Linked DNA regions of Mus musculus: regions 1 and 2 are each linked to region 3. The links are chromatin loops, found by intact Hi-C in ENCODE. Cell type or tissue: heart. All regions are shown on one strand. Links, peaks and the distances in the headings refer to the core of each region. The heading gives the core; the rest is flanking DNA. Region 1 overlaps Ccdc146 (coiled-coil domain containing 146). Region 2 holds the start of Phtf2 (putative homeodomain transcription factor 2). Region 3 holds the start of Ccdc146 (coiled-coil domain containing 146).

Region 1 (10,593 bases), core at 1,527-9,526, 93 kb before region 3:
GAGTTAAAATAAGTTACCTAAGTCTGTAACTAAAATTCAAATTTAAATTGCCTCCTCTTCTCTCCTCCTCTCCTCTCCCTCCTCTCCTCTCCCTCTCCTCTCCCTCTCCTCTCCCTCTCCTCTCCCTCTCCCCTCCCTCCCCTCCTCTCCTCTCCTCCCCCTCCCCTCCCCTCCCCTCCTCTCCTCCCCCTCTCCTCCCCCTCTCCTCCTCCCCTCCCCTCCCCTCCCCTCCCCTCCCCTCCCCTCCTCTCTTCTCTTCTTTGACTCTGTCTGTCTCTGTCTCTCTCTGTGTGTCTCTCCATGTATGTCTGCCTGCCTTGCTGTTTTGGGTCCACATAAGGTCTCAGCTACTGCTGCAGTGCCACGCCTGCCTGCCTGCCTTTTGCCACGAAAGCCTCTACTGACCCGTGTAATCATGGGCTCTAAATTATATACTTTCTTTTCCATGTTGCCTTGGTCATGGTGTGACAGTGATGTGTTGTCTTTATGAACCAGGTCTGAGAAGCTCAGGACATTCTGAGTGCAGTAACAACAGAAGAGATGTTCTTAAGTGACAGGCACAGAAACTTATTTTCTTCTAGAAACAAAGCAGGTACTGCTTTGTGACTAAGCACAGCCTAGTGTAGACACCAGCACAGAAAGCCTATAGCATGCCTGGCTTGGGCCTGCTCACAAGGATGTCCATCTTCCTCGTGGCATCTGGATTATTGGTGCTTCAAATGTCTCAGGGTGTGCTATTATTTTTAAAGGGATTTTTGAATACAGCTGAATTTAATAAACTCTAATACTTACTCCTGGCTTAGGTATCTTCTCAAATTCCTTTAATATGATACTCTTTTCTTCTGTTAAGCTGCCAAAAGAAAATACCATGTTTGACAAAATGTACCAAAGAGTAAGCTGTTTCTGTCCTGCGCCTTCCTGTTTTCTCTCTCAGAGGGTTCCCAGGCTGTCTCCTCACATCCTAGTGCCCTCTCTCTCAGAGGGTTCCCAGGCTGTCTCCTCACATCCTAGTGCTCTCTCTCTCAGAGGGTTCCCAGGCTGTCTCCTCACATCCTAGTGCCCTCTCTCTTAGAGGGTTCCCAGGCTGTCTCCTCACATCCTAGTGCCCTCTCTCTCAGAGGGTTCCCAGGCTGTCTCCTCACATCCTAGTGCCCTCTCTCTTAGAGGGTTCCCAGGCTGTCTCCTCACATCCTAGCCTCTCTCAGTGATGGCTCTGACGCTCCTTGGCCTTTAGGTGTTTCCTTCTGCCCACACTCCAGCAGCAACATATGTTCGTACCTAATACGCCAGCTCTCTGGGTATGTTATTATAAGTGTCCTGGATCATGGGCATCCCTGTGGATTAGGACTCCTCCCAGGCAGGCTCTGGACTTTTTCCTGTCTACATGTTTCTGCCTTGAATTACTACTGGGGCCTTCCAAAGGCTCTGCCTTGCCTGACTTCACCCTTGCCCCTGATATTCAACCCTCCGTCAGTTCAGTGATTTTTAGCAACATGAACAAGATCCCATCAATTTTCTGCTCAATAACATCTAGTCAAACCTGGACCAAGTTGAAACTCCACATCATCTGCCTCTCCAGTCTTGCTGCTTGACACATTTCCCTCTCGCCAACTTGGTCTTCCTGAATCTGTTCCAACCGCAGGCTCTCTGGCCTGCCCGATTCCTCTGCCTGGCTTACTCTGGATCATCCTCCTAACACAGTACTAACAATCCCCACCAGGCTTGTTTTATTCTTCCATGTGTGCTCCTCGCTGCCTGGTATTTTGTCATGTGTTAGCTCTGCAAGGACAGAGACTTTGCTCTTTTTACACTGCGCCACCATTGCTAGAAGATAGTTGGCACTTGATAATTAGTAGCAGGAATATAGCGGATGGTTCCAAGTTGGTTTGATTCCTATTTCCATTCTTTGAAATACATAATTTGTATACTAAATAAAGAGTCACACAGAGAAATAGAGCTGCTGGAAGAATGACCCATTGCTTCATGTTATTTACATCTGAGTTGGGAAAGTACCATGGACATCATGAAGGGAAGACCCTGCAGATGTTCACAGCTGTGAATAAGGGTCATCCCAAGAGCTCCCACATTTTACATGACATTTGTATTCCTCAGGAATGGTATTACAGAGAAGCACCACTGAGAGACATAGAGCATTGGAGCAGAAGAAACTAAGCAGAGGCTCTTGGAGCATGTGTGTTTAGTCCCTGTGACAAACACACTTTATATCTGTCATATCCTTCCCTCTTCCTGAGTACATAAGAAGGTTGCATTTTATAGCTTCCCTTGCATTTGGACTGGGGACAATGGAGGGTGATTGTCACCTGCCTTCCCAGCCACACTGAATGGAAACCACTTGGCAAGCACACAGGATGGGGGCTGTTTGACTTTCACTGAACTATGTCAGAACGAGAAACACACTTTTCCCTTCCCCACCCCCCTTTTTAAAGATAGGGCCACTCCCAACCAAAAAGCAAACACAGGCTGGTCCAAAGCCTCTGGCACCTATGTAGCAGAAGGCTGCCTTGCCTGACCTCAGTGGGAGAGGATGCACCTAATCCTGTGGAGACTTGATGCTCCAGGGGTGGGGGGATATCTAGGGAGGGCATCCCCTCAGAGGTGAAGAGGAGGGGGTGAGGGGAAGAACTCTTCAAGGGGGGACCAGGAGGGGGCCACAGTTGGGATATAAGTAAATAAAATAATTACATCATCATCATCATCATCACCATCATCATCAACATCATCATCATCATTATTATCATCAACATCATCATCATCATCATAACCCTAGCTGTTCTGGAACGTGTTACACAGACCAGGCTGGTCTTGAACTCGCAGAGACCCACCTGCCTCTGCCTTCTGAGTGCTGGGATTAAAGGCGTGCACTATCACACCAGGTCATAAATACACGTCACATTCCTCTACAGCCACAGTAAGATTTATGTACTATTGTTTCCCCGAGGCACTGGAGCCTAACCTTTCTATTCCCCTTTCTGTTTCCAAAGTTCCAGTGACAAGCAATGATTTCCAAGTCAGTATCTCCAGCCTTGGAACTTCTCTCAACTGGCAAGTTTTCACTTCTCAACTCTTGGTAGACAAAGCCAGACTTTTCCAGTTAGAGTCCCTTTGTTCCCCTCTGAAGCCTCACATTGTCTACCCCATCTCGTGTCCAAGTGCACAAGCCGGGGAGTTACTCTTGAGTCTTCTCCACTTCTTGCCTCTTTTGCGGTGTGAGAGCTTTTTGCTACTGTCCCATGGGCTTCTCAGGTTCTCTCTCTTTACTCTCTCTGTTTTCCAGACAGAGCATTTTCTATTTATCTTGGAGTCACTGACTTTTCTTACTTTCAATCTTCTGTTCACCCATCGGTTGATTGTTTAACTTTTCAGTTACTGTATTTCTCAGTTATAAAATCCCCACATGAACAACTTAGAAGTATTTGGCTGCATCTAAGACTGTGTTTTGGGGTTACTTTTGTAGTGAAAAACTGAATCAGCTGGAAATAAATGACATCGAGAGATGTTCTTCTTAAGATGCAGCTTCTGAGACTTTTGTTCCTCCGTTAGTCTTGATGTTTGGAGTTGTTTTTTGGTGTGTGCATGTAAAAGCTGCAGGGAGGTCTTTGTCACTTAACTCAGGAACCTCTAGCATGCAGGCTGACATCTGCTGTCTCTTAGGCAAGCTGAGCTCTCTTTGCCTGGTTCTTCATATGGGAAAACTGTTGAATGGTTATGTGATGGGATTCTAGGCTTTACTCAGAAACATGAAAACAGTTAATATTTTGGCTTTAGTAGACATGGTTCAGTTCAGGTCAGGTCAAAAGATCCAGCCAATGCTGCTGGCAACTATGGTTTTTAGACTGATTTAATTTTCAGCACCTTTGCATTGCTAGCTAGAGCTTTCCTGTTGGGACCTGGAGAGCTGACTGACCACTTAGCTAGTTCTCAAAGTTTCTGCGGGCTGTGTGGGATCAGATCTACAAATATGCAGCTTGAGGGTAAGCCAGGAAGTTCATGAGCAACTAGTTTATATCCATAAGCTTTGTCTAACCCCTCATCAGGAAGCTCAGAAGAGTTGGATTTTTCTCTGTTGATCTCTAGGGTAAACTTGGAGGGTTTTATCAGAATCTAAGCAGCCTGGGAGAATTAAAACACCCAAGTCTAGTTGGCTCTGACTTTCTGGGTGAAAGATGGAAAATAATTCCATCTAATACTGCCCTGCCTCTCCTTCAAAGGGCTAGAGTGGACAGGAAAAGCGCCATTAGACTCACTCAAGCTCTGATGCCTGATCACAGGGCTATCTGACGCTTCCCCTTCTCCAACGATTCCACCCCCTGCTGCAGTCTTATCATCGCAGCGCCTTCTCCATGCAATGCTGTGTCTGGTCAGCAAGAGAACACAGCCAGACTTAAAGCATCTAGAATCACTTAACTCTATGATGAGATTTGGGCTGGGTGGAGCATTGTGGTCATACTGAATCAAACCGATCCTACCAATTAGAAGATCCAGGAACAAGGAGCCACGGGTAGACACACATCTGTGCATCAGGTTTTATTCTAGCATATTTTCATTGGTAATGATGTACATTAATGATAGTTTCATGATGCCTGACACATGGAACCTAATATAAATGAGCACAGATTCAAGCTGACTTTTTTCAGTTTTGAGTATTTACCACTTGGTCCTTAGACTTATCTTTTCCCTTCACCTGCTACACAGCACTTTGGGCATGCTGCCACCAGGGGGTGTTTGAGTGCTGCCAGCCATTGCTGATGAAGGAAACAATGGTGGTAACTAACATGAACCCAAGATAAGGGCTTGCAGTCTTCTCTTTAAATAGATACAAAATGGCGTTTTCTTTGAACAAACAGAATGGTTAGTTATCTAGGACTGTGAAGGCTGGTTGTATTCCTATTAAGGAATTTCTCCTTTAAGAAACAGGGACTTTTATTTCCTTTAAAAGGTGCACTCTTCTATTCTCAAAGAATAACACTGTGTACCATGGTGGTCCTTTCATTCTTCCATGTATGCTTAGTAAAATTATATTAACTGCATATGCATGGTTGAGTGTATTTTTGTCGAAATTACATAATGTTTTCCTAGTTGCTAAACAGATTCCACAATTAGTAATTGAATAGTTATTCTCAGGGTTTTCTATTGGGAGGAGATACTATGATAAAATGATTCTAAGCATTATTTATCACACACCAGGCCTATCCTATGCAGGAATCTACACACATTTCTACGCTCCATAGTTTTGCCAGGTTGTGCAAAAACAAACAAAAAACAAAAAACAAAAAACAAAAAACAAAAACAAAAACCAGAGATAAGTACTTCCCCCCAGCACAGTTCTGGCTGTGACAGGTATGGGGACTCCAGAGTTGATGCCAGGCAACAGAATACAGGAATACAACCTGCTGAAAGACAACCAGCTTTTCAAAACTTCAGATGACGTTCAATTTTTAATTTTTTTAAAATTTTTTTATTACGTATTTTCCTCAATTACATTTCCAATGCTATCCCAAAAGTCCCCCATACCCCCCCCCACTCCCCTACCCACCCACTCCCACTTTTTGGCCCTGGCGTTCCCCTGTACTGGGGCATATAAAGTTTGCGTGTCCAATGGGCCTCTCTTTCCAGTGATGGCCGACTAGGCCATCTTTTGATACATATGCAGCTAGAGTCAAGAGCTCCGAGGGACGTTCAATTTTTTACATTTGTAAATAATGTCACAATGTTGACAGATTACATTTAACCTGTTTTACTTTTTTTTTTTTTTAGATTTTCATTTTCGCATGGCATTGCTGGGACAAGACTGGATTTTGTTATGGTAATACATGCCACATACTAGAGTGAGTACATGTTAACTCTTAGCCTCATATTCAAATAACCCTTGTTCTCTCCTAACTGAACAAACCTGCCTGAAGGCTACAATCACTAGTCACTGAAACTGAGAGAATCACCCAGACACCAGGACATTCCTGCACATGCCCAGCTTGAGGGTTGCTGCTCTCAGTCCATAGCATGCTGGAGGTCACTGATTACTGCCTTGCTTCCCCAACTGACCAAAGCTTGTCAGAAAATGTCAGAGTTAGACCAAGAAACAAGTTGTACCGACTGCCCAAATTTCAAGAACTACTGGAAACCAGGGAAACTCAAAAGGCAACAGGAAAGGGGAACGTTGGAGAGAATATTGGAACCTTTATCAGAGAAAGCTTTTAGAAAAATAACAACTTCCTTGGTTGCAAAATAAGCTCTCTGCAGTATGATTTAACTACTTATTTATCTATATTTAAGTATGATCCCTAAACTAAAACTGTGTAACACAGATTAATTATTAACTAATCAAAACAATTTACTAACCATTAGCATCTATTAAAAAGCTTAATCTGTGTGAAAACAGCTGTTGGGCCTGGTGGCCATGCCCTTAATTCACCTGGGAGGCAGAGGCAGAGGCAGAGGCAGAGGCAGAGGCAGAGGCAGAGGCAGAGGCAGAGGCAGAGGCAGAGGCAGAGGCAGAGGCAGAGGCAGAGGCAGAGGCAGAGGCAGAGGCAGAGGCAGAGGCAGAGGCAGAGGCAGAGGCAGAGGCAGAGGCAGAGGCAGAGGCAGAGGCAGAGGCAGAGGCAGAGGCAGAGGCAGAGGCAGACAGAGCTCTGTGTCTTTGAGGCTAGCCTGGTCTGGTTTTTGAGACCCTGTCTCAAAAAGTATAAGAAGAGGAAGGAGACAGAAGAAGAGGAAGAGATGGAACAGGAGGAGCCAGCAGTGGCAGCAGCCAGGAGGAGAGAAGCCAAAGTAAAAGTAACTTGATGTTGCTCTTGCCAGTCACCAGTGACTCAGACGTTCCTGAAGATGCTGGGGTAGAGGATGTTGGCCACTTGGGCTTGTATTATTTAGGCCCTGAATACAATGATAGTTTACTGTGCTGAACTGACCAACATCATCTGTATATTTGGATGAATAGCATTCTCTCATTGGCTTTGCTTATTTTTATCTATGGATGGAAATGCCTACTTTTTTTCCCCCGGGAGTGTTGAGTGGATTTATTTCTGTACCACATAATATCAAGTGTGTGAAGGCAACAGACAACAAACACAAAGCCCATTATTCTTCCCTGGAATTCCCTTTGCTAACAAAATTGTTTTTATGGAGATGAGCTTATTAATTCTGGAGATATTGATATTAGAGGATACAGGAGGTCTGCTCACTGTAAAGTGCCACATGCTTTTGTTCTCATCCATCGTAAGTGACAATACACCACCCTTCCCCTATCTTAAGGAGCTTGGTGAACAGTCTGCCTGTCTATACCTAAAAGTCAAGAAACCCTCCACCCCCACCCCAATTCTTTTTTCTTGGCAGGAATACTTGGAAATTTTAAACAATTTAAAAAACCAGCTGACTTATGTGTTCTGTACCCTTTCACAAAATGTCACGAATTCCTATTTGCAAGACTAATGAACAACCACCAATTGTTTTAATTTCATTATTTTCTTCAGCTGAAAGAGTGCTCACGGAAATAGCTGGTTTTCCCTTTATAGTTCTATCTGGAGAGTCCTAACAAATTTAGACTGAAAGACACATAGAAAAAAAAAAAGCCGCCTATTTTTCTTTTTCTTTCTGAATAGAATTCTGTTCATTAAACTGCTTCCTTTATCTATCTCTCAGTTGAAAAAAATAAGCCAGAAGGAAAAATCTCAAGGTCCGGGGGTTCGCATGGTTGCCTGGAAGCCACTCAGGCATTTGCTGTCTCCATGCAGGGCTGAGTTATGTTGTAGTGTCTGAATTCTACATACTGTTAAAAATAGCCAAAGCTCTCCACCTTAAATAGAAACAGACTCTAGGAGGGCAGGTTCAACTTTCTTCCCAGCACCCAGGCACAGCACTGGCACATCACAGCTCAAAATTCCAGTCACCATGCAGAGGTGCAAGCTGAACTTCCATGGAAGCAGGGGGTATTTGGGAAACAGGTTCACTCTCCCACTGGCACCTGCTTTGCTTCACTGAGTGAGTCCCCTCTAGGTCTGTATAAGCAAATGACTCTTCCATGAGGATGTCACTTTTCTTTAGTAAGAAGGGACAAAAGTTAACTTACAGGGTCCTGTGGCTGCTGTGTTAGAAGATAAAGTGAAGGGATGTGACCTGGGTGCCTAGCAACATGATGTCAGGAGCCACAGCTATCCAGGAGACAGGAAAAGAGAGGGACAAAAGAGGAAGGGCAGGAGAGCAAAGAGGCCGCTCTGTTCCTCCCTCCCCCCACCTCCCACCTCCCAGCAGTTTCCAAAGCTCCAAACATGGAAGGGATTTCAGTTTCCAGAGTTCTTTGCCCAGCTCTTGTGTGATCTTTTAGTGAAGGGAGCCAAGGGGAAATGTAACCGGGCTTGTAATTGTTAGCTCAGACTTCTTATACCTAAACCCTCTCCCAAATTAACTTGTCATGTGGAAACAGCCTGTCTCCAACAAGTAGAGACCTCACCTAGTCAGCCTGCACAGACTGTGGGACAGTGGAGCTGTCTCCAGGGCGGCCCCGGGGGCTCACCTAGTCAGCCTGCACAGACTATGGGACAGTGAAGCTGTCTCCAGGGCGCCCGGGGACTCACCTAGTCAGCCTGTACTGAATATTGTACTCCCTTTCTTGCGCTGCCGTGTATTCATTTTGGTACTTGAGCAGCTGCTCCCGAAGTTTGCAGACCTCAGTGGTGAAGACGTTGGGGAAGTCTTCGGCCTGCTGCAGACAGACCTGCTGCTGCTGGATCTGCTCCGTGAAGCGCTTGGCGTTCTCCAGTAGCTGCACCTCAGACTCCTGCGTGCTGGGTTTCAAAGACATTGAGATATTGATAGGGGGGACGTGTGTACCTTCAGGACACCCCTCCTTCCCCCCGCCCCGTATTCCTGAGAGGATTTGGGGGTAGGATGGGAACATGTCACAGATGTTCCTACTCCTGGATTCAGTTTGATCAGTCATACTAAGTCTCAGCACTGGCAAGAACAAGGCTCAGCGACTAGCCTGAGTCACCCACCCTCTAGCTGGGAGAGGTACACAGTCAGCTGCAGTGTCCCCTCATAAGTTCCTCCAGAGGTCCCTAGATCCAGAGTAGGGGCAAGCAGAAGCAGAGTAGAGGCAAGTAATCCAAAGGATATTCCCTCTGACTTTGAAGAAAGACCAGGGCTCCCAAGGAAGGGGAAAAAAAAAAGTAATGGGCCCCTCAAATAACCCAGAAATTCTTTTCTTTTCTTTTTTCTTTCCTTTTCTTTTCTTTTTCCTTTTTTTTTTTTTTGTGCTTTTAATTCTCTAAGTAAGACTGAACCAAGATCTTTTTTCATTACAGATCTAAGACATTAAGCACTCTTTTTAACAGCCATTAGTGGGAAACTAGGAAAAATTCCCCTATAAAATTATGCACATTAATCAGCTTTTAATCCTGCCCTGATGCTTGGCTAAAAATAGTCTTGACTATCACAGAAAAGAGAGTTCCTAAAAACCCAGCTGTATTCTGTGACCTTGTCCCGGTTTAAAGAAGTGGCTGCAGATCTGGATAGATAAGAAAAGTTATACTTGACTGATCCCAAGAATATTCCAGAAGTCTTGCATGTTACAAACTAGTACTGGCACCCAACTTATAGTCTACATGGCCTATCTGTCTCAGACACCCTCACATTAGTGATCCCCTACCCAGCAGCCATAGGCAGGCCTTTGCTATTTTATTTTAAAGCTAACACCTACTTCTATGTGTGTATTCTATTAAATGTTCTTACCAAGAAAAATCTCTAGGTTTCAGCTTATTTGCAAAGATGTCCTAAAACAGGATTGAGGCTGTCTTAGCTGAGGTAACAGGCTTCCCTTACCCTATTTTCTCACGCTTTACTGTGTCATGTGTTTAGTGGCATCCAGCCAAACATTTATCGGAGCCTCATATGTTCCAGGAACTATGGTAGGTGCCAGAGAGCAAGCAGAGCAATACTGGTGAAAACTCCTCCAATTTCCGGGAATGGAAATGGGAGCTGTTCTCTTACGCTTCGGTGCTCTTGTATGTTAACATTGTGTTCATCTGGCATAACCTGGGCTCCTTACAATGACAGGTCTCCAGGCCCTAGAGTTCTTCCACATGGAGAGGAGGGCAACACAGAAGTGAGCTTCCAGTCAGAACATAGGTGGTAGTTTACACATATACTCGTGTGACATACAGTGTCAGGAGGAGAGAACTTAACTTCTAATGTAGTCTTGTGGAAAGCTCAGTCGATGTGGGTTCAGTACTTCCAACCCATATCTGCCTGCCTGCAGCCCTAGCCACAAAAACATAGTGTCTGCTTCACTGTGCTTTTCCAATGGGCTTGAGAGAGAGTGGTGGGTTTTGTAATAGGTAGAGAAGGAAGTAAAGGCTCTGGAGGAGGTAAACTGTGAGCAGCAGAGGGGAAGTAGCTATTTCACAACACAAGCTGGAAGCAGAAGATGTCACTACATAGTTTTGGTCCTGCACTGATAGCTTGTCACTAAAGAGAAATAGCTTCAATACCCAGTGGCAAGTAGTAGGCTCTGGGCAAAGCTGATGGCTTATTCTGTGGATGCCCATCTTCTGACCTTCTACTGACTTGAACTTAAGCTCT
Region 2 (10,593 bases), core at 1,101-9,100, 540 kb before region 3:
TGAGTCAAATACTATGTCAAGGTGTCTAAGAGCTCACTTAAGTATTTTAACATCAAAGTGCAACAAGATAGACATCTGCATTTCAAGAATAAAACCAAACTTCAAAAAAAGTTACTAAATGAACCCAGAGTTGCTGAATTGGTCAATGACAGAATTCAGACCTAATCCTCAATCTGTGGAAGACTGTAACTTGTGCACATAACTTTCAAATATCTTTCATACAGTTTTGCTATCTTTTATTGTTTTATTATCAGCTCATTTGAGGTTTTTTATTAAATGTTATCAGTGCCTACTATTAGTCTTCAAAATTTCTGCAGATAAACTCCCAATAGTTCTTCTACTGCTTCTACATCCAGAAAACTGCATTCTTTTCTTTACTTCCTCTCACTAAATGTCAAATTTAATCTAGCTATGATTATTATCAGGGAGTTCTTCAGCCACAGCCATTTCCTGCCCCAGTTCAAGTTCACTATTCAGAATTAAATCCAGCATATTTTCTTTCTTGCCGAGGAAGAAAATACCTGCTTTAGGAAGCAGTCAGCATTTTCTTTGCAAACCTATGGATTTTTTTTCCAGCTACTTGCATAACACTAACAACCTGAACTGAAAATACGGCTGTCCTAAATGTCACCTGTATGTGCATCTTACTCAGATATTTCTGGTGATCAAGTGAGGATGGTTCAGTTTTATATACCCAGTGTCTGTAGAGTTCCATGCTAACAAGATAAATATAAACATGGACCCTTTCTCTCAGTTTCAAGTGCAGTCCCAATTGAAAACATTCTGCCCCACCAACCTATCCCACGCTGGTTTTAAGATAGTAAGCGGCTGTGCTGGCACATGGCACATCCCTTTAGTCCCAGACAGAGTAAGTAGAATCTGAGCTCAAGGCCAATCTGGTCTATATGGAGTTCCAGGCCATCTAACGCTACATAATGAGACCCTGTCTCAAAAAGGAACAGAAAGAAAGAAGGGAGGGAGGGAGGGAGGAAATCGGCTGATATAGGAGTTTCTAGACTAGGCAGAGATTAGGAACAACAAAAGCCACTTTAAGATTCCTATATAGCCGGGCGTGGTGGCGCAGGCCTTTATAATCCCAGCACTCGGGAGGCAGAGGCAGGCGGATTTCTGAGTTCCAGGCCAGCCTGGTCTACAAAGTGAGTTCTAGGACAGCCAGGGCTATACAGAGAGACCCTGTCTCGAAAAAAAACAAAAAACAAAAACAAAAAACAAACAAACAAAAAAGATTCCTATATAAAGGAGGCAAAATAGAGTGCAAAGGCTTCTGCCAGTGTTTTGTTGTCTTCATATACAGCTTAGAAAGAAAAAGCTCAATGAAATGGTGACTAATCAGACATGTTTAAAAATGTACTGAATAGGCACTTGGAAAATAAGTGAAGGGTAACTATTAGGTAAAAATATAACAGACAGACTGCTTCTCTAAGTGTATGTCATAGTTTAAGTGAGAACGGCCCCCACGGGCTCACTTATTTTAGGCCCTCCAGTTAGCAACTGTTAGAGAAGAAAGAGTTAGGAGAGATGGCCTTGTTGTAGGAGTTACGTCACTTGGGGGTAAAAGCCCATTTATTTCCAGTTTTTCTCTTTCTTTCTGCTTTAATGCTCGTGGATCAACTTGTAAGTTCTCAGCTACTATTTCAGGACCCTCCAGCTGCCTGATGCCAGCCTCCCCAGACCATGATGGTCACAGACTCTTCACCTATAGAACCATAAGCCCCAAATTAAATACGTTTTATAAGTTGCTTTTGGTCGTGGTGTTTTGTCACAGTAACAAAAAAAAAAAAAAAATAACTAAAATGATTATTTGGCAATTTCTGATTTTCAAAATCGGATATACTCACTCTGCCGAGACACAATCTATGCAAATCAGCATTTATTGTTGATATACAAGGACTTATATATAATGCTACAATTCCCATTCTCTCAAGCTAGACTCATGGTGTGAGACTGTCTTCTCCTGTATGGAGTATCTTCCTTCCTTCTCTATTTATGGAAACTACTTAAGTCTCCAATGCTCAAGAAAGCTCCTCCCAGAGGCCCCTGGTCCTGTGAAGGCTCTATGCCCCAGTGGAGGGGAATGCCAGGGCCAGGAAGCCAGAGTGGGTGGGTTGGTGAGCGGGGGGAAGTGAAGGGGGTAGGAGGAGGGTATTTTCAGAGGGGAAACCAGGAAAGGGGTAACATTTGAAATGTAAATAAAGAAAATATCTAATAATAATAAAAAAAAGAAACCTCCTCCCTGGACCTCCCAACCATTCTCTTAAAAAATAAAAGATACATGTTCTTCCTTCTTTGTTCAGTGCTTATCATTTTATTTAGTACTTAATATTCACTTACAAGTACTATCCTCTCTGTTCAACAAATAAGGAAACTGATGTGGTATCATGCTCACAGTAAAAAAGATCAACAGGTATTCAAACTCTAGTGACTATCTTGTTTTGGTTTGGTTTTCTTTCTTTCTCTCTCTCTCTCTCTCTCTTTCTTTCTCTCTCTTTCTTTCTCTCTCTCTCTCTTTCTTTCTGTTTTAAGTTTACATTGATGGTTTGCCTGCATGTATGTCTGGGTGAGGAGGATGTTGGATCTCCTGGAACTGGAGTTACAGTTATGAGCAGCCATGTGAGTGCTGGGAACTGAACCCAGGTCTTCTGGAAGAGCAGCCAGTGTTACTTTTATGCGCACTGATGTTTTGCCCGCATGTGTATTTGAACCTTGGTCCTTTGGAAGAGCAGCCAGTGCTCTTAACCAATGAGCCATCTCCCCAACCCCTTTGGTTTGGTTTTTGTCGTTATTGCTTTAAAACAGGTCTCATTATGTACACTTGGCTGTCCTAGAATCCAGACATCTCCCTGTCTCTGGCTCTCAAAACCTAGATAGAATTAAAGGCACATGCTACCACACGTGACCCAAGTACCTATCCTTTAAACTCTCCATAAAGTCAGCCAGATTCCACACAGTCACAACACAGTAAGGTGCTATCCTTTGTTTAAGTATCGCTCCTCTTAAACCGCTGACTCCTGCCTGGCAGTCCTGGGCGGTGGTGGCGCATGCCCTTAATCCCAGCACTTGGGAGGCAGAGGCAGACATATTTCTGAGTTCGAGGCCAGCCAGGTCTACAAAGTGAGTGCCAGGACAACCAGGGCTACACAGAGAAACCCTGTCTCGAAAACCAAAAAAAAAAAAAAAAAAAAAAAAAACAAACCCGCTGACTCCTAAGAAGAGTGACAGTGATTGACTTCGTCCCTACATCTTTAACAACACTCAAAATTGCGTTTACACAGTGATCTGAAAGTGTTTCAAGAGAAAGAGCTTGGACTCAGCTTATCACCCCGCAACACTGTTGTCTATTAGTCTCTTTCTACCAAGTCTACTCCCATTTAACTGTAGTCCAAAAGCATACTTGAAATGTAGTCCTTGTAATTAAATTGGTTACAAGTGAATCTATCAACTTATTACCATTAAAATCTCGAACCATTAGTTAACTAAATCTTAGTTGTAATAATAGAGAATAGTAATTACTCATTGGATTATGTGACATAATATAATATATAAATAATCCAACTAATTTATGATCTTCATTTTTTTCAACATACTAACATAAATTCTCTTAGTGACGATATATGCATTACATATTCCCTACAATTATACATAAACTGAACAAGCCAAAAAGGTTTCCACTTAAAAACTGTTCAGGTCATCTTTATTTTTAGCATCAACTCTCCAGTGCCAATTTGACCTTTAAAATATTTAACTCTTGCAAGCTTGGCTATGCAAGACTGCCCACACAGTTAGATGCACTTGAAATAAATACATTTTTATGATCTACTACAATATACTAAAACTCAGAATCCTCGCCACCCAACATTAGATAGTTCTGATACTATCTAATGCATTCAACTGCTTCCCTGTGCAGGAGGCAGACTACTTCCAAAGAGGGAAAAACTTAAGAAATTTCCTGGAACCACCTTGTTTTCTGGTTCCAGACATGGCTCAGTCTACCCGGACCTCCTGATTTCTTTCCTCTGGGGTCTAGAGTCTGAATCATAAAACTCACAGAAACACCCGTTTCTTTCCCTTTTAATCTATAGCCTGTACACCAAACCTAAGTTAGGACTTGAGCTAAAGTGCACGTGGAAGTCCAGTGTTAGGAAAAACGATTTACAAAAGTACCTAGCAAATTCATAATCACTTAAAATCAAAGACTCGGAAAAAGAAAAAAGGCAAGAAACGCTTAAAAATGTTTGATGAAAGCAATAAAAAATTACTAAAGTATTACACGTAAAGTAACATCAAAGTAAGCAACGTCTACCACTGACAAAACAATTGTAAATTGCATACCTAATTTACATACACCCAAGTATGTAAAACCCACAAGGAAGATTAATTGCTCCACATTGTACTTTCCCAGTAGCACATGTTAATACAGTCCCCAGGTGTTCTCCGGACAAAAATAAAATGGTTAACAAAATGATTCCTGAAGTTTAACAAGGCAGTGATGAGTTAGAAAGCACAATACCAGAACAATACTAGAACGCTGGCTGTCAACACGAGGCGGAAACAAGGTGAAGCATGCCTATGGACCACTGCATTGTTTGCAGACCTGAAATGCCCTGCCAAGGCCCACGCGCGAGACTCGGGTAGCCGCCCCTCCGCGGTCGCTGTAGGAGCCGCAACTCCCGTGCGCCGGAGCTGCGGGAGCAGCAGCTGCCCTTCCGCGCGGGCAGTGCCTGCACGCAGGGCGACCGCTCCGCGAGCCCGCGCGCGCCTCGGGCCGCTAGAGGACCTCGCGTGGGCCCCGGCCCGGCCACCCGCCGCCCCCACACGCCCTCTGGGGACCGCGCGACCCCAAGCCAGAGGAGCGCAGGGGCGCGCGCGCCCACACCGCGCCGAGCTCCGGCCCGCAGCCGCCGCGCCCCGGCGAAGGGAGGGGGCCGCGGCCGAGCGGGGCCCGCAGGTGCCCGTGGCAGGGGGCGCCACGGCGACCACGAAGCCCGCGCCCCCATCCCGCCCGCCGCTCCGCCGCCCGGTCCGCACAGCCCTGGGATCCTGTCAGAGTGCGGCGACCTCCACATGGCCCGCCGAGCATGGAGCTGTGGCGCCTACCGTAGCCGCCGGCGCCGCGCCGCTGGGAAGCGGCTAGGAGACGCGCAGAGTCGCGAAGGCTAGTGCCGCCGCTGGAGCCCAAAGAGCTACAGCCCCGCCGCCGGCGGCGCGCTGCCTCCACCCTCGCGCCGCTCGCGCCGCCCGCACCGCGCTCCGCCTCCCGGGACGCCCCGCCTCCTCCGCGGCTCCTCGCATGACCACGGAGTCTGCGCCGCAGCCCGCAGGTTACGGGACCGGGCGAGAGGGGTGGGAGGGTCCCGGCGAGCGAGGGCGGGCCCGACGGCGGGCGTGATCGGAAAACTGACTTTTCTACCAACCTATAGGACTAAGGGGCGGGCCCAGGGGGCGCGGTCATTGCCTCCCTTTTTTATCGCTCTAAAACGGAGGGCAGTCAGTTACTGGCGGCCAAATGAACCAATAAACAAGAAAAACGGGCCCGTGAGCGCCGAACGCCGTTCGCTCTGCTCTCCGGGATAGGCCAAGGGCGGCGGGAACAGCCCCGGATGTGGGCGGAACCTTGAGGTGCGGAGGGCCTCAGCTGCGGCTGTTTGGAGAGGCGGAACTATGTCTTCTCCTTAATTATCATGTGAGGGCCTAAGAATTTAATGGGGGGAAAAGTGTGGAAGAGGATTAGGATCCAAACTGGCGGATTTCCCGACCTTCGCTGCCCTCTCGGCTCTCCGGCCAGCCGCTCTACCAGGTGAGTCGGGAGCTCGGCCCTTGTCCTGTCCGTGCTGCCTCCGGGTGACCTCACCCCTTCATGCTGCGTGCGGGCGCGTTTGCACGACGGCTATGGGATGCGTCTTGCAAAAAACGCATTAAATTCCAGCATGAGTTTGGGAGAGTCCAGATATTCCCGCGAAACCACCATGGGCATTTCCAAACCAAAGACCAGGATAGTTTAGCAGGATCCTCACGTTCCAGGGCAGATGAGCCCTAAAGTCAACCAAGTTGTAAGCAGCGAGGCCACTTATTTTGAGAAGGAAATTGTGAGCTGGTTAAACAGAGCTGTCTTCGGGTAAGGAGAGTTCATTTATAAGTATTAAGAGTAGCGGGAGAAGGGAAATGGAATGGTATGGGAAGGACCTTGGATGAGTCTACTACGCACAACTAATTACTAGATGCAGGTGTGTATTTCCATGTGTGGGGAAAGAAACTCTGAAGGTTTCAACAATGGATCCGGAATCATACGGGCAAAAAAAAACAAAAACAAAAAAACACCTTCTGTGTACAGATATAACCACCTTAAGTGAGAAATATCTATTGAGCAAATCTTAGCCTTGGACCAACACATAGAGAGAAAATGGTGGTAAAAACCAAATAAATTCTATTAAAACAGTATGTCTTTGTAAAATTGGAACCTTGTATTACCACTGTAGTTCAGCGTATGTAATCCTTAAACGTCAGTTAAATGTCAGGAAGGTCATCTCCATTGTTGAGAATACTTTTCTACAACCGAGTTTTGTTTCCACCCACAATTATAAACTTGTAACCGCAATAAGCTTAGGCCCTGGCCTCCTTTCACCTCTTGTCCTAAAATGCCTATAGTCATTGCACTCGACTTGGCACTTGTTCCTGAAGGGGGTGGGGATGGGGGAGAAAAAAGTTTGTATTATCCTGTACCATATAGAAAAGTTGTGTTTAAGGATATTAATAATCACAAAACTTTGTTAAAGGTTCTTTAAATTGACCAAATCAGAGGTTAGGACTGAGCAAACATAATTCACAGGATTAAAAACACACAGTTAATTAAGCAGTCTGCCCACATCTCCACCTCTGCTTCCAAACTTAATCTCATTCCATTATATTCTATTTTTTGTAAAAGACTGGTACAGAAAATTGCCTTCCGTGACTTAACCTAATGTGAGCAGTTCCTTATACCCCTGTGCCTTTAAGTCCTAGCAGAGTCAAGTCAGGTAGCTCTTTAGATAGAGTTCAAGGCCAGGCTGGTCTATGTAAGCAAAGTTCTAGGCTGGCCAGGCTATGTAGGCAGAGCTCTGTCTGCCAAATCCCTGCAGTCCAAAGCATTTGCAAACTAAACAAACTGCTAATAGTTGAGAGTGAGAAGGTGCTAGGACATCAGCATCCAACTGCTAAAGTTCAACAGGTGTGTGTTTACCAAGATTAGCATCCTCGAGATGTGCAGACTTTAGCAATAGATTGACCACAGCTCTTCTTGTCTGTCCCTGCTTCTCCTGCATCACTCTCACCTTTTGTTTACCTCTCCCCCTGGTGACCTTTCCCTTCTCTCCTGTGTGCCTGTCTTCACTCTGTCTTTTGCCAGTGGCTTTGTCATGGAGATTACTTTCCTACTTAGTTGTTCTTGGGATGGTAAGAGCAGGTAAATGCTGCACTTGCCACCCAGGCCCATGGCCTGAGCTCAGTCCCCAGGACCTGGGTGGTGGAAGGAGAGAAGGAAATTTTCCTACTTGTGCCTCTCACACTCTCATGACCACGTGATCAGAGGAATAAAATGTTACTCAGCTTTTGCCATTTCCTTGCCCTCTGTTGAGTAAGCTGCCTTACTCCACTGCATGTAGTTTGCCTTCTGATTCCCATTGTATCTGCCCTTCCACTTAAAGGTCGCAAGGCTTCGATTAAAAAAAAATCTTGAAATGTAAATCCATACATGAAGATTAGATACATCTTTATACCTTAAGCTAAGGTATAAGTTAATGAATTCCCAACTGAAAGTAGAAGTTCTTAAGAATTATCTTAGTGATACTAGCATTGAAAAAAAAATAAGAGAAATTAAAAATATTCTGGCAGTGAGAGGTACTGGGTACTGGGCTTTCCAAGCATAAGGATGCATTCTAGAGTAACAGAGCTAAGGTTCTGGGTAATGGAAAGATTGCTTGTTGGCTAAAAATGCTTGCTACTCTATCAGAGGACCTGAGTCAAGTCCCAGTACCTACATAAGGCGATTAGGACTGCCTGTAACTCTAGTACCAGGCGATACCAACCAGGGGTGCCAGGTAATCTTCACATTCAGAAGGAATCTTAGCACTGAACATTTTTTTTCTGGGCTCATGTGGCACACACATGTAGACATACACATAAAAAGTTTTTTTTAAAAGAAATCTATTTTAAAATAAAAGAGAACAGTGATATAAAAGTTAGCCCCTGTCATTGGATCTTTAAACACTGGGTAATAACAAAATCCCAAGTTTTTTAGTGGTCTGCTCTAGCAAGGAAATACTTAAAAATACAAGAAACAAGGATTATGTGCAAGTATAGTTATCAGTCCTGTGTGGATTATTTAGCCAGTGACACCTCTTCAGTCTTGCTGTTTATAAAAACTATATAAAGTTTATATCAGTCATTCTATCCTCAAAAACTTCATTATGCACCCAGCAGTGGGGCACATGCCTTTAACCTCAGTGCTGAAGAGGCAGAGGCAGGTGGATTTCTGAGTTTGATGCCAGCCTGGTCTACAGAGTTTCAGGATAGCCAGGGCTATACACAAATCCTGCCTCAAAAAACATGTTTCAATGTGTTGACCTCGGGTGCTTTATTTTAGCACCTCTTGAAATTAAATGCAAAACTCTTAAGTTTGCAAGTATGCAGAGAGGTTAAGAACATCCCTGTGGTGCATCGAAAGGCTTGACTTGGACCTGATAACACTGAAAAGGAACCAATTGCTCATGAATGAGGTTCATGCCCAGTGTCCACACTATCTTAAGTCAGTCGTGGACTATAAGAAATGGTGCAAGGACTGGAAAGAGAGCTTCGCAGTTAACACAGCTAAGAACATAGACTGCTATCTAGGCAGTGGTGGAGCATGCCTTTAATCCCAGCACTTGGGAGGCAGAGGCAGGCAGATTTCTGAGTTCGAGGCCAGCCTGGTCTACAGAGTGAGTTCCAGGACAGCCAGAGCTACATAGAGAAACCTTGTCTCGAAAAACAAAACAAACAAAAGCCAGACTGTTCCTCCAGAGGACTGGAGAGCTGTTCCCGGCACCCACTGTTGGGAGGCTCACAGCTGCTTAAACCGCGCTCCGGTAGAATCTTCCACCTCCAGCCTCTTGAAGGCACTTGCAGTACCCACACACTTACACATGATTCAGAATTGAAAATATGAATGTGTGTGCAGACATAGTTGGTTATTGCTAAAACAGGTTTTGAATGCTAGAATGTTTTCCAAATTAGAGACTCTGAGAAGTGAGAATCAGGCAACTTTACTAGGAATCAAAGTGGTTTCTGCCATCAAATTGTGACCTTTTTTCTTTTCAGGGTGTGTCTCCCTTATTTCATCCCCGAAACAGCCTCTTTAAACTGTTTAAATGAGAATGTCCTTGGCTCAGAGAGTACTCCTCACCTGGCTTTTCACATTACTCTTCCTCATCATGTTGGTGTTGAAACTGGATGAGAAGGCACCGTGGAATTGGTTCCTCATATTTATTCCAGTCTGGATATTTGACACTATCCTTCTTGTCATGCTGATTGTGAAAATGGCCGGACGGTGTAAGTCTGGCTTTGACCCTCGACATGGATCGCACAATATTAAAAAAAAAGCCTGGTACCTCATTGCAATGTTACTTAAGTTAGCCTTCTGCCTTGCACTGTGTGCTAAACTGGAACAGTTTACTACCATGAATCTTTCCTATGTCTTCATTCCTTTATGGGCCTTACTGGCTGGCGCTCTAACAGAACTTGGATATAATGTCTTTTTTGTGAGAGACTGACCTCCGAGTACATCGTCTCATTTCTGTTGCTGTTCAACAAGCTATACAGTATTCCAAATGTTTGCAAGTTTAAAGGATAACAGAACTAAGGGAAAATATCAAGTGTAGTCTTAAACTACTATGAAACAGGATTGGTGTGGCACGAACTTGTAGCCAATCCAAAGCTAAATTATTCAAAATCTAAGTTGATATCTTTATCCCTGTGTAAATAAAGCTTGTTTCTGACCTCATTTTTCCACATGCCTCTTACCTTGTGTATAGTCAGGACTTGATGTAAATACAAAGTCTTTAGTTAAATAACTGTGGATACATTTACTGGATTGTGGCTCTGTATAAACAGAGTAAATATGCTTTTAAATTATGAAGGGGAAAATTGGTTATGGAAATATTTAGGGGTGCCACCTCATGTTCCAATTCAGTCTTGGGGTGGCATTTTTATATAGGATGGGCTCACTTTGCGCTTCCTCCTGCTTAGGATGATGAGCTGCCTATTACTGAAGTTAGGGAACCTACTTTCCCAGTCTATCAGAAACTAGTTATGCCAATTATTTGTCTTGGAAGTCTCAGACATAGTGCCTCATTCAAAGTGGTCAGTTTTGAAAAACTATGTGGCTACCGTAACAAGGTACTTAACAAATGCCAATAAAATCCAGGTAGCAATCCTTTTTTTTTTTTTTCCCCATTTTTTATTAGGTATTTAGCTCATTTACATTTCCAATGCTATACCAAAAGTCCCCCATAGCCACCCACCCCCACTCCCCTACCCACCCACTCCCCTTTTTTGGCCCTGGCG
Region 3 (10,593 bases), core at 771-8,770:
AGAATTCTTTAAGGTGTGATATGAGGCTATTACTAAAGGAGCTTTGGAAACTGTACAGTTGAGACCAGTTGGGGATGCAGAACTCCCAAAGGAGAGTAGGTACCATGCCCTCCCAAGACTCAGTCAGATGTTCGTCTCTGGAGAGACCAGTGTGGTCAGAAACCTAAGAAGATCTCAGAAAATGGAGAGATCTCCCATGCTCATGGATTGGCAGAATTAACATAGTAAAGATGGCCATCCTACCAAAGGCAATCTACAGATTCAATGCAATCCACATCAAAATCCCAACACACTTCTTCAAAGACATGGAAAGAAAAATTCTCAAATTCATCTGGAAAGGCAAAAAACCCCAGATAGCGAAAACAATTCTTAACAATAAAAGGACTTCTGGGGGAATAACCATTCCTGACCTAAAGCTGTACTACAGAGCAATAGTGATTAAAAACTGTATGGTAGTAGTACAGACACAGACATGTTGATCAATGAATAGAATTGAAGACCAGAAATAAAACCACACACTAACGCACACTTGATCTTTGACAAAGAAGCTAAAAATATACAATGGAAAAAAAGAAAGCATCTTTGATAAATAGTACTGGTCTAATTGGCTGTCTGTATGTAGAAGAATGAAAATAGACCCATATTTGTCACCTTGCACAAAGCTCAAGTCCAAGTGGATCAAGGACCTCAATATAAAACCAGATACACTGAATCCAATAGAAGAGAAAGTGGGAAAGAGCCTTGAACTCAATGGCACAGGGGGAAATTTCCTAAACTCCAATGGCTCACACTCTAAGAACAAGAATTGATAAATGGGTCCTCATGAAACTGTAAAGTTTCTATAAGGCAAAGGACATAGTTAATAAGGCAAATCAGCAACCTACAGATTGGGAAAAAAATCTTCACTAACCCCATATCCAATAGAGGGTTAATATGTAAAATATATAAAGAAATCAAAAAGCTAACAACTCAATCAAAAAATGGGGTATAGAACTAAACCGAGAATTCACAACTGAGGAATCTTGAATGGCTGAGAAACACCTAAAGAAATGTTCAAAGCCCTTAGTGATCAGATAATGCAAATCAAAATGATCCTGAGATTCCCTTCCACCTTACACAAATCAGAATGGATAAGATCAAAACCACAGGTGACAACACATGTTGGAGAGGATGTGGAGAAAGAGGAACACTCATCTATTGCTGGTGAGATTGCAAACTGGTACAACCACTCTGGAAATCAATCTGGAGGCTCTTCAGAAAATTGGAAATAGATCTACCTGAAGACCCAGTAATACCACTCTTGGGAATATACCCAAAAGATGCCCCACCATGCCACAGGGGCACATGTTTGACTATGGTCATAATGGCTTTATTTGTGATAGCCAGAAGCTGAAAACAACCTAGATGTCCCACGACAGAAGAATGGATACAGAAAATGTGGTTCATTTACACATGGAATATTATTCAGCTATTAAGAATGAGGACATCCTGAGTTTTCCAGGCAAATGGATGGAACTAGAAAATATCATCCTGAGATAATCAGACCCAAAAGGACATGCATAGTATGCACTCACTAATAAGTGGCTATTAGCCAAAAAATGTACAGAATACCCAAGGTACAGTCCACAGAACTCAAAAAGTTCAACAAGCTTAAGGGCCCAAGTGAGGACACCTCAGTCCCACTTGGGAGAGAAAAAAATCAATCACAAGGGGGGGAGGGACCTAGGAGAGAAAGGGAATTGGGGAGGGGGGGACATGATCTGGTATTGGGTGAAGGAAAATGACTGAAGTCCTGAGGGCCAGCAGAAAGAATGGAAACAGGCAATCTTGGGAGGTAGGAGGTTGGGGGGACCCTCCAAAATATACCAGAGATCTAGGAGGTGAGAGACTCTCTTGATTCAAAGAGAGGGATCTTAGATGAAATGCCCTACAATGGGGAGAGGAAACTTATAGAGACCACCTCCAGCAGGAAGACAGAGCATCAAGTGAGGGATGGGGTTGTCATCCCACAGTGAAAACTCTGACCTATAATTGTTCCTGTCTGAAAGAACTGCAGGGATGGAAATGGAGAGGAGCCTGAGGGAAAGAAGGTCCAGCGACAGGCCCAAAGTGGGATCCAGCTCAAGGGGAGGTCCCAAGGCCTGAGACTATTACTGAGGCTATGGAGCACTCACAAAAAGGGACCTATCATGACTGCCCTCCAAAAGACCCAACAAGCAGCTGAAAGAGTCAGATGCAGATATTTGCACCCAATCAGTGGACAGAAGCTGCTGGACACTGTGGTTTAATTAAGGAAAAGCTGAAAGAAGCTGAGGAGGAGGGTGACCCTGTAGGAAAACAATCCTGTAAGAGAACCAGCAGTCTCAATTACCCTGGACCCCCAAGATCTCTTAGACACTGGACCACTAACTAGGTGGTCCAGCTGATATGAGGCCCCCAACACATATACAGCAGAGGACTGCCAGGTCTGGGTTCAGTCAGAGAAGATGCACCTAACCCTCAAGAGACATGAGGCCCCAGGGAGTTTAGAAGTCTGGTGAGGTGGGGGTGGGGGTGGAGACATCCTCATGAAGACCCAGGGCAGGGAGGAGGTATGGGATGTGAAACAGTCAGAAGGTAAACTTGGAAGGAAATAAAATCTGGAGTGTTAAAAAAAAAGAGTAAATAAAATTTAAAAAGAATTTTGCCATTTATCTGTTTCATAGGCTATCACCTCTTCAAATGGATGCAAGAGACTTGTTTTCCCACTCATATTTGAGAGATATCTGGATTGGTTCAAAGTTTTTCTAGATAATGTAAATAAACCTATTATGAAGATGGATTTGTTGATTTTTTTTTCCTATTGAAAACTGGTCAGACTGTTTCTGATATGTTGGATTTGTTGGGTAATTTTTGCTTGGATGTTGAATGTTTTAAATACTATTCTGTAAAGCTCTGGGTCTCCTTAAGACTTACTCAGTTTGTTTGCTGTTTATAGCCATGCAGTTTAGTTACACTCAGACCACAATTATCTGCCTTCTGTGGAGAGTGGTTGTAATGTTTTCTTTCCAAAGCCTTTGTTATGTGGAATGACTTTTTATATAAATGCAAAATTCAAAGTTGTCTTGAGAGCTGGGTGTTTTACTGCTGTCAACTTCTTCAAGTCTTAATTAAATTTTTGGCTGTCTTCCATGTTTATGCAGAGGTGAAGCCCATTTTGGGTGTTTGTAGAGATCAGATGTAAAATCAAGCATCATTTTCCCGAGGTCTCATATGAAATTCCCTTGTAACTCTTCCTAGCTTGTTGTGGTTCCTTTGAACCTGAGAGACCAGGTTCTCACATAACCTTACCTTATGTTGTCATTTAGTGCCCAATATTTCAGTCCCACAAGGCCAAGTAGCAAGAAAAAAGAAAAGAGCACGGGTATCCCCTATATCTTCACCCCACCCCAGTCCCCACCCTTTTTCTCTATTAAAGGCTCAGTGTCTGTCGTACTTTTGGGTGTCTGTATGACCTGACAATGCCAGTGCAAATTTGAGTGGAACTGGCCTTGGGGCAGGACCAACAGAACAAAAGCAAACCGGATTTCCCTCCAATTTCTGCATCTGAGTAGTCTTTTGGTCCTCATTTCAGTTCAGCCCACAGGAAGGACACAAAATAAACAGAGGAAAAAAAAAAACCCACAACGAAAGTATCTTAATTCTTAAATTGAGATTTTGCAAAAATATGTTCAGTTCATTATACATTTCCTTTTACCTTATAGTTTGCATTCATTTCCTATATGAATGAGCTAGTTTATTTTTAAAAAGCTAAAACCTAAAGACAAATGAAATGGTTAAAAATTAAAAACTTTCCCATGACCAGAAAACTAAAAGGCTTTGAATGAAGCTGCTCCTCACCAGCCAGGAGGGAATCATCCTAACTTAGTTGTGAAAGGACTTCCTCAACAGTTAACTCCTATTGGAGATGGGAGACCAATAACAGATATAGAGGCCATGGTAGGAAAGAAAGCCCAAGAGAGGGAGACCACAAAAGAGAAACAGCAACATGTAAGTTGTACACAGTGTAACTGAATTTCAAAACAGTTCAAAGATGTAACATTGAAACTAAAAAAGAACTACAACACACAGGGCAATTTTAAAGAGAAAGCAGATTTGTAGAAAAACCAAATCAACCCCCCAAAAGAAGACACAGCCATTAGGAAGAAAATGTGGGGTTAGAGAAATGGCCTAGTGGTTGCTTTTGAAGAGAACCTGGGTTGGATTCCCAGAATCCACATGAGAGCTCTCAGGGGATCTGACACCCTTTTCTGATCTTTGTAGGCACCAGACACTCATATGGTACCTAGCATAGCCACACATTCAAGCAAAGCATCCAAACACATAAGAAAAAATAAACCTAATTTAAAAACTAAGAAAACCCTATAGGGACATTCCATACAAGATTAGCTAAAACTAGGAAAGAATTAGCAGACGTGAACACAGATTTGAGTACACAATCCAGGATGATGTACAAAGACTGAAGAGATGCACAGCATGCAAACACAGCTAAGGGGCACACATGAGAGAGTGCAAATTTCACACATATCCAGATATTTGGCTAAAGAGATGGCTTAGCAGTTAAGGGCACTGAGTTCCAGTGGTTCTGAGTTCAATTCCCAGCACCCACATGGTGGCTCACAATCATTTAGAATAAGTTCTGATGCCCTCCTCTGGCATGCCAGCGTATATGCAGATAGAGCACTGATATACATACATAAAATAAATAAATCCAAAAAACAAAACCAAGAAAGTGGATTTATTTTTGAGAAAAACAAATAAAAGCAAACCACAATACCAATTAATTCTCTCAGAAAGAAAAAAGATGGAACACTTTCCTCCTAATTTACCCTGATACCTAAAAGAAGAAAAAATGTCAAAGAAAATTTCAGGCTAATAGCTCATATAAAATAAAATACAAAAATTCTCATTGATCCATTAGTTGAATCTACCAACTTATACAGAAAAGATCACAACATGATTAAAGCTCATCCAGGGAAGGAAAAATGGTTCAATATTTAAATTATTCTGAGATATCACCACACCACAGTCCATTTCAAAACGACCATCTGGTCATCTCAATACAAACAGAAAAAATCATTTAAAATATAATATCACTCAAATAAAAAGTAAACCAGGAGTTAAATATCTTCAAAGGGGCATTGGAAAATTGTGCAGCCAACATCACGGTTGACTGTGAGATGCCAAACGCTTCCCCTGAAGTTTTAAATTGGCCAGCGAGCTCAGCTGATTCACAATTCACAGGTATGGTTAGCCTGGCAGTTTCACAAGGTGATTCCAAGTGGGTCCACCTGCGTATTCATTATATATTCTCAGAAGTGATAGCTCTTAGGTTTCTGAGTGTATTATTGTCTTATAAGAATAACAGAAACTGCAGAAGTTTTTTTGTTTGTTTTAAACATTATCTGTAATTCAGAATCGAGCACAGTTTGGTGGCCTTCATCCCTTTAACTGAGCTACTTAATCCTTGGTCTGATTACCTTTTCTTCTGAAAACTCTTCTGCCCTCTGCTGTCCATGAATTGAACATAAAGTAATAACAAAGTCACCACCTTTCACATTGATTTGGTAGGAGATTCTCTACACAACTGCATTTATGTTTGGATGCTAAGAAATTCCCTACATTTCTAAGACAGCCTTAGGCAACAGTACACACTAAGAAGGCCTTACTGTTTCTCTTCATTAAAAATGCCAAACATGATCACTACTGATAACATGCAAATGATGTAATCATCTAACCTCGTGGCTTAGAGATAGATAGCCATCATTATAAGGTGGTGTGCATCCTTCTGGAATTGTTTCTGTGATGTAATTCTATATTAAATATATTATTGCCGTTACAGAATTGAGATTGAACTAATACACAAAGGTTACTAAGTACTCTATTACCCAATATTATATTATGGATTATTTCAGGATATTATTTTTAGATTTCTTTATAATATTACAAATATAAAATTTATTTAAGCATTACTCTCTCATTTAGGGGCACTTAGATTTTTAAATTATTTCAAACTCTTTTAAGTGTTTGGCTTCAGACTCCAAGACAAGGGAGTGAGGTGCATATTTTAACATATCAAAGCAGATGTGGCCTCCAGGTTCTCCCAACATCCCTCAGTCCCTTCCTGGCATATCCTGCCTCCACCCCTGAAGTTTGCAGCCCAGGGGCTGGGCTGCCCTTCCCCCAGGGGCTCTTCCCTATATAATCCAGACATTTTCCTCTCTCTCTCTCTCTCTCTCTCTCTCTCTCTCTCTGTGTGTGTGTGTGTGTGTGTGTGTGTGTGTGTTTGTGTGTGTGTGTGTGTGTGTGTGTGTGTGTGGTGTGTGTGTGTGTGTGTGCTCTTTCTTTCCCTCTCTCCCCCTTCCTTGGGGTCAATGAACTTGCCCACCCAAGAGCAATAAACCGGAATTTAATATAATCTAATCTGGGTTGAATTGGCTCATCTCACCAGCAGAGAAATAATTTATTAATAAGTAGTCCTACAAAACAAAAAAATCTTGTACATTTGTAATTTAATGCTCTCATCCCCCCAGAACCACAGTTTTGGGGGTCATAATGGCTTCATCTTGTTTTTCTGAATCTTGTTTCTTCAGCTGTCATGCAGGGAGAAGAATAACTATCCTTCTTAATAGCTTTTTGTGAGAAAACCGTGAGATGGTACACGGGAACATACTTTGAAAACTATATCACTCACTTTTACAGGTAGACAAGTTTGATACTGACTAGCTTGTTAGGCATTGGTAACTAATATCTTACGTCACTCTTAATCTCTACCAGATTCTCGGGTTCCACCCTCATAAAAGCAGGAAGGTAGTCTTTCAGTACGTTTTAGTTCCTTTGCTTGAAAGTAATGAAATAATGACCGTGTCACAGATATCATGATGGCTCAGTTGTCAGTTCTATTAAGTTATTTTTCCTCAGAAAAGGAAAAGTGACTATAGGAACAGGATGATTTATTAAGGATGCATATTCGGCCCAAATATATGCAGCACGTCCACAGCAAATCAGAGCGCAGTTTCAACTTGCTTGTGCCTCTTTCAAATGTCAAAGTATGACTCTTGGGTTTTCATTTAAAAAAGATAACTTGAAGGCTCGTCTGAGTACGTACGTCCACATGGGACACAAAGCCAATGGCGCTACTCACTGAGTGAGCACTTGCTTATCATAAAGTCTATCTTATAGCCTACTGAGGCAGGAGAGAAACACGGGAACATGATGGAGAACTGGGAATAAAAGGAGCCCTCATTCCAGAGCCTGACCAGTGTGTCTCACCAGCTGAAGATGAAGAGTTCTAACACAGCTGTCAACATTATCGATGAGGATCACCAGTCTCTTACATAGTGATACTTTCAAGTTACATTGTTGAAGGAGCAATGGATCACATGTAAGGCCTAAATATATGTGTTCTTTCTTCTTTCTCAGCTATAAACCAACAGTTTTCTAGAAATCTTACCCAAAACCCTACTTCTAGTAAAGGACATGTTTTAATTCCCTTTTACAATTCTTGTGACACACAGTTTTATTTTAGGACTGTAACCCAATCCAAGACATCTCTAGAGTAATCCTATAATCTCACTTATTGAAAAAGAAGAAGAAGAGAAAGGTTTTAAAGAAGTTTCTTAGAGAAATCCTTTGAGGCATAACATGAGAGTCAGCAAAAGAGTGACTCTGGAGCACTTCTGCTAAGTCACTTAGGGCAAGCTCAAGGGAGCTTACACCTGTGCTCTTGGGTGTGTCTCTTTCTCTCCCTGTGTGATCAGTCACCTCTAGCAACCCCTGTGCTCTTAAACCCTTGTTTAAAATCTATTTTAAATCAACCCTCTTTCACATTAGCTTCTCCCAACATTTTTTTTCCAGCAAAGTCAAGGACAGGTTTCACCTTGGTGGAGGTCCTCAAGGATAGGGGCCTTCTTCTCAGATGGCTGACAGCAGGGCAGGGCTGTCACTGCCACCACCACTACCATAGTCTTCACTAAGAGAACAACATGGACGCTGGGGAGGACTTTAGCCTAGTCTATCTATCCATCTGTCACTTCAGGTTCAAAGAATTGGGGTCCCATATTTGGCTGAGAGTTTTGATCTTTAAAGGTATCATTTTATTTACTTATTGTGTATTTTATTTGTCACAACGTTCTCCGTATATAGTCCAGGTGGGCCTCAGATTTGAGATCTTTCTGCTTCAGCTTCCCAAACTCTGAAAACTTACAAGTGAACACCATCACACTGGACTTGCAATTAGTTAAATCTGTATGTAAGGAATTTAGGGAATTATTTGTAGAATGGGGAGAAGAATAGGCAAATATGGCTGAAATAATGTCCACACCCCCCATTTCCCATTATCTTTACTGCCTACTGAATAATAAAAAAAAGAGTTAACTTATAGAGTTATTTAGCACAGTCTGTCTTATATCAAAACTGAAGAAACATTTCTTGTGCCATAGATAATACAACAGGACCAGGAAAAAATTCTGACATCCCCTAACAAGTCTTATGATCCAGAGAGAGAGAGAGAGAGAGAGAGAGAGAGAGAGAGAGAGAGAGAGATTTTATTTTACCATTAAGGCCAAGGACCAGTTGCAGGGAAAGAGATCAAGACTGTCCTCTAACCAAGTTCAAATGTCTCCAAATCTCTTAGCAACGTAGACATATGCCATTCCTAAAATACTTTGTTTTGTATACTGTGCACTGCTTTGTTGTCCATTGTTTCATTTGATAAATGTGGTAAAAACGAAAAAAAAAACTTCTACACAAGACAAGGAAGATAGTGTCATCATTTTATAAGCAAATAGTAAAACCCAAAGGCATCCAATGACTGGCCTAAGATTACTACTTACAGTTAAGAAAGAGCCAGAATTCTAACACTTTTTCTTTTCCTTTTTTTTCTTTTTTCTTTTTCGAGACAGGGTTTCTCTGTATAGCCCAGGCTGTCCTGGAACTCACTCTGTAGACCAGGCTGGCCTCGAACTCAGAAATCCACCTGCCTCTGTCTCCTGAGTGCTGGGACTAAAGGCGTGCGCCACCATACCTGGCTTCTAACACTTTTTCTATCTAGTATTTTTTACCTAAGTGGGAGTTCCCTTAAAGGACAGAGAAGGGAGAAAGCAACAGAACGTGTCTGTCCTCTCATGCTAAGGTCTCTTGTGAGGGGGATTCTCTATTCCCAGGGAATCCACATTAGTTTGGTGACCTTTGGTTCTAACTACCTAAAGAAAGTATTCCTAACTTTGAATCTGATTCCCATCTATAAACATGCTGTTTCTTACCCTTTCTTTTGGTCCTGATCCTTGTTTAAACTCTTATTTTTCTCCGTGTGTTTTGGTCCCTGGGGTCTCACTTCAAAACTTCACCCTCTCCTAAGAGTCGCGTCCTTGGTATCCAAAGTAACCACAGCTGAGTTTATCCCGTCCCTTCTACTCTTCCTATTGGTCAGTTACATTAACTTTTTTTCTTTCTCTGCTCTCTTGGCCAATGGGCTTGAAGCAACGGGAAAGCAACGAGGGGGGAGCGGGGGCTCCTCTACCAATCGGCTGTCAGTCTGTGTATTCAGCGCACTGTCTCCTGGGATATGTAGTTTCACAGTTACCAGAACACCTTGATGTTTGGCTCCTTTAAAACTACATATCCCGATGGCCTCCGCCAAAGGGGCGGAAATAGGTGACTTGTCCAGGTCAGGGTTTCAACTAGGCTCTTTGAAGTTTTAACTTTCCTACCGGGATTTAAGGCGTTAAGTACTGTGCTGGGGGCCTGGCTCGTTCTTCCTTGGCGGAGCCGTGCATGCTGTCCCCTTCGTGACTGACCCGAGGCAGCTCGTGGTTCTTGTGGTCCCGGGACCAGCGAGCCAAGGCTGAAGCGTTCCAAGGGAGAGCATGTTCGGCCGCCTCCCTCCTTGCGCGTCCCGAGTGCGGGCGGGCGCCTTGGTCGGAGCTCTCGGGGCTCGGACTTGCGGCTCCAGTGGGGCGCAGCGGCAGGGATCAGCGCCCGATGACTCTGGGGCCGGCCTGGCGCGTGGGGCTCTGAGGGAGTGGACGCTGCAGGTGAGCCCGTTTGGGCGACTGAGGGCGCGGCTCCCTTGCCACCTGGCCGTGAGGCCCCTGGATCCCCTTGCGCACCCGGATGGCGACCGCGTGCAGGTGGCGGTGTGCGGCGTGGAGCACGTGGCGCGCGGCCTGGACAGCCTGCAGGTCAAGTATGATGCTGATCGGCAGGAGATGGCCATTCTGTCGGACGACATCGACCCCCAGGCGTCGGTGGAGGTGAACGCGCCCGTCAAATTTGGCAAGTGAAGTGAAAAAGGGTTTGGGTCACAAAACTAATAGTGTTTAAGCGTTGGGTTTCCAATTAAGGAGGAAAATTAAAGCCGAGTGGAAGCTTGTATTGGAATAATCTGAGTCTAATTACATTGTGGAGCCATTAGCATCACAGTCATTAGCATCGTTCAGGGTTGAGGTTTCTTGATAACTATCCAGTGGTTTGGTAGCCCACATCTCGGGGCTCTGGTCCCTCGTCAGCTCTATGTATAGATGCTTCCAGCTAATCTAGAAAAACAAAAACAAA

The links. Peaks named below come from ENCODE experiments on the same cell type or tissue, not always from the same donor. Only the 100,000 strongest peaks of a DNase experiment are listed, where the experiment ranks them.
Region 1: a loop joins it to region 3, with 8 times the contacts of the local background. A loop is called at or near these places in 27 of 42 quality-filtered maps.
Region 2: a loop joins it to region 3, with 2.6 times the contacts of the local background. A loop is called at or near these places in 3 of 42 quality-filtered maps.

Annotation. Positions count from the first base shown.
Region 1 is chr5:21,321,952-21,332,544 of GRCm38, forward strand. It overlaps Ccdc146 (coiled-coil domain containing 146), which reads right to left. Exons shown (of 19, transcript NM_029195.1): 4 at 8,589-8,798; 5 at 793-850. Among named protein-coding and RNA genes, the nearest start is that of Fgl2, 45 kb to the right of the region's middle. RefSeq lists an enhancer at 7,203-9,160. In heart, for the core only: a CTCF peak has its summit at 4,741 (motif pointing right); a DNase peak (open chromatin) is centred at 7,880; H3K4me3 peaks cover 1,496 bases; H3K27ac peaks cover 4,604 bases.
Region 2 is chr5:20,876,841-20,887,433 of GRCm38, forward strand. It overlaps Phtf2 (putative homeodomain transcription factor 2), which reads right to left and starts at 5,284. Exons shown (of 18, transcript NM_172992.3): 1 at 5,116-5,284. Tmem60 (transmembrane protein 60) reads left to right here and starts at 5,613. Exons shown (of 2, transcript NM_177601.3): 1 at 5,613-5,815; 2 at 9,349-10,030. The coding sequence starts at 9,399. The coding sequence ends at 9,800. In heart, for the core only: a CTCF peak has its summit at 4,626; a DNase peak (open chromatin) is centred at 5,521; H3K4me3 peaks cover 4,349 bases; H3K27ac peaks cover 2,856 bases.
Region 3 is chr5:21,415,263-21,425,855 of GRCm38, forward strand. Ccdc146 (coiled-coil domain containing 146) reads right to left here and starts at 9,415. Exons shown (of 19, transcript NM_029195.1): 1 at 9,303-9,415. Fam185a (family with sequence similarity 185, member A) reads left to right here and starts at 9,641. Exons shown (of 8, transcript NM_177869.4): 1 at 9,641-10,314. The coding sequence starts at 9,906. In heart, for the core only: a CTCF peak has its summit at 5,565 (motif pointing left); no DNase peak of the experiment used is centred there.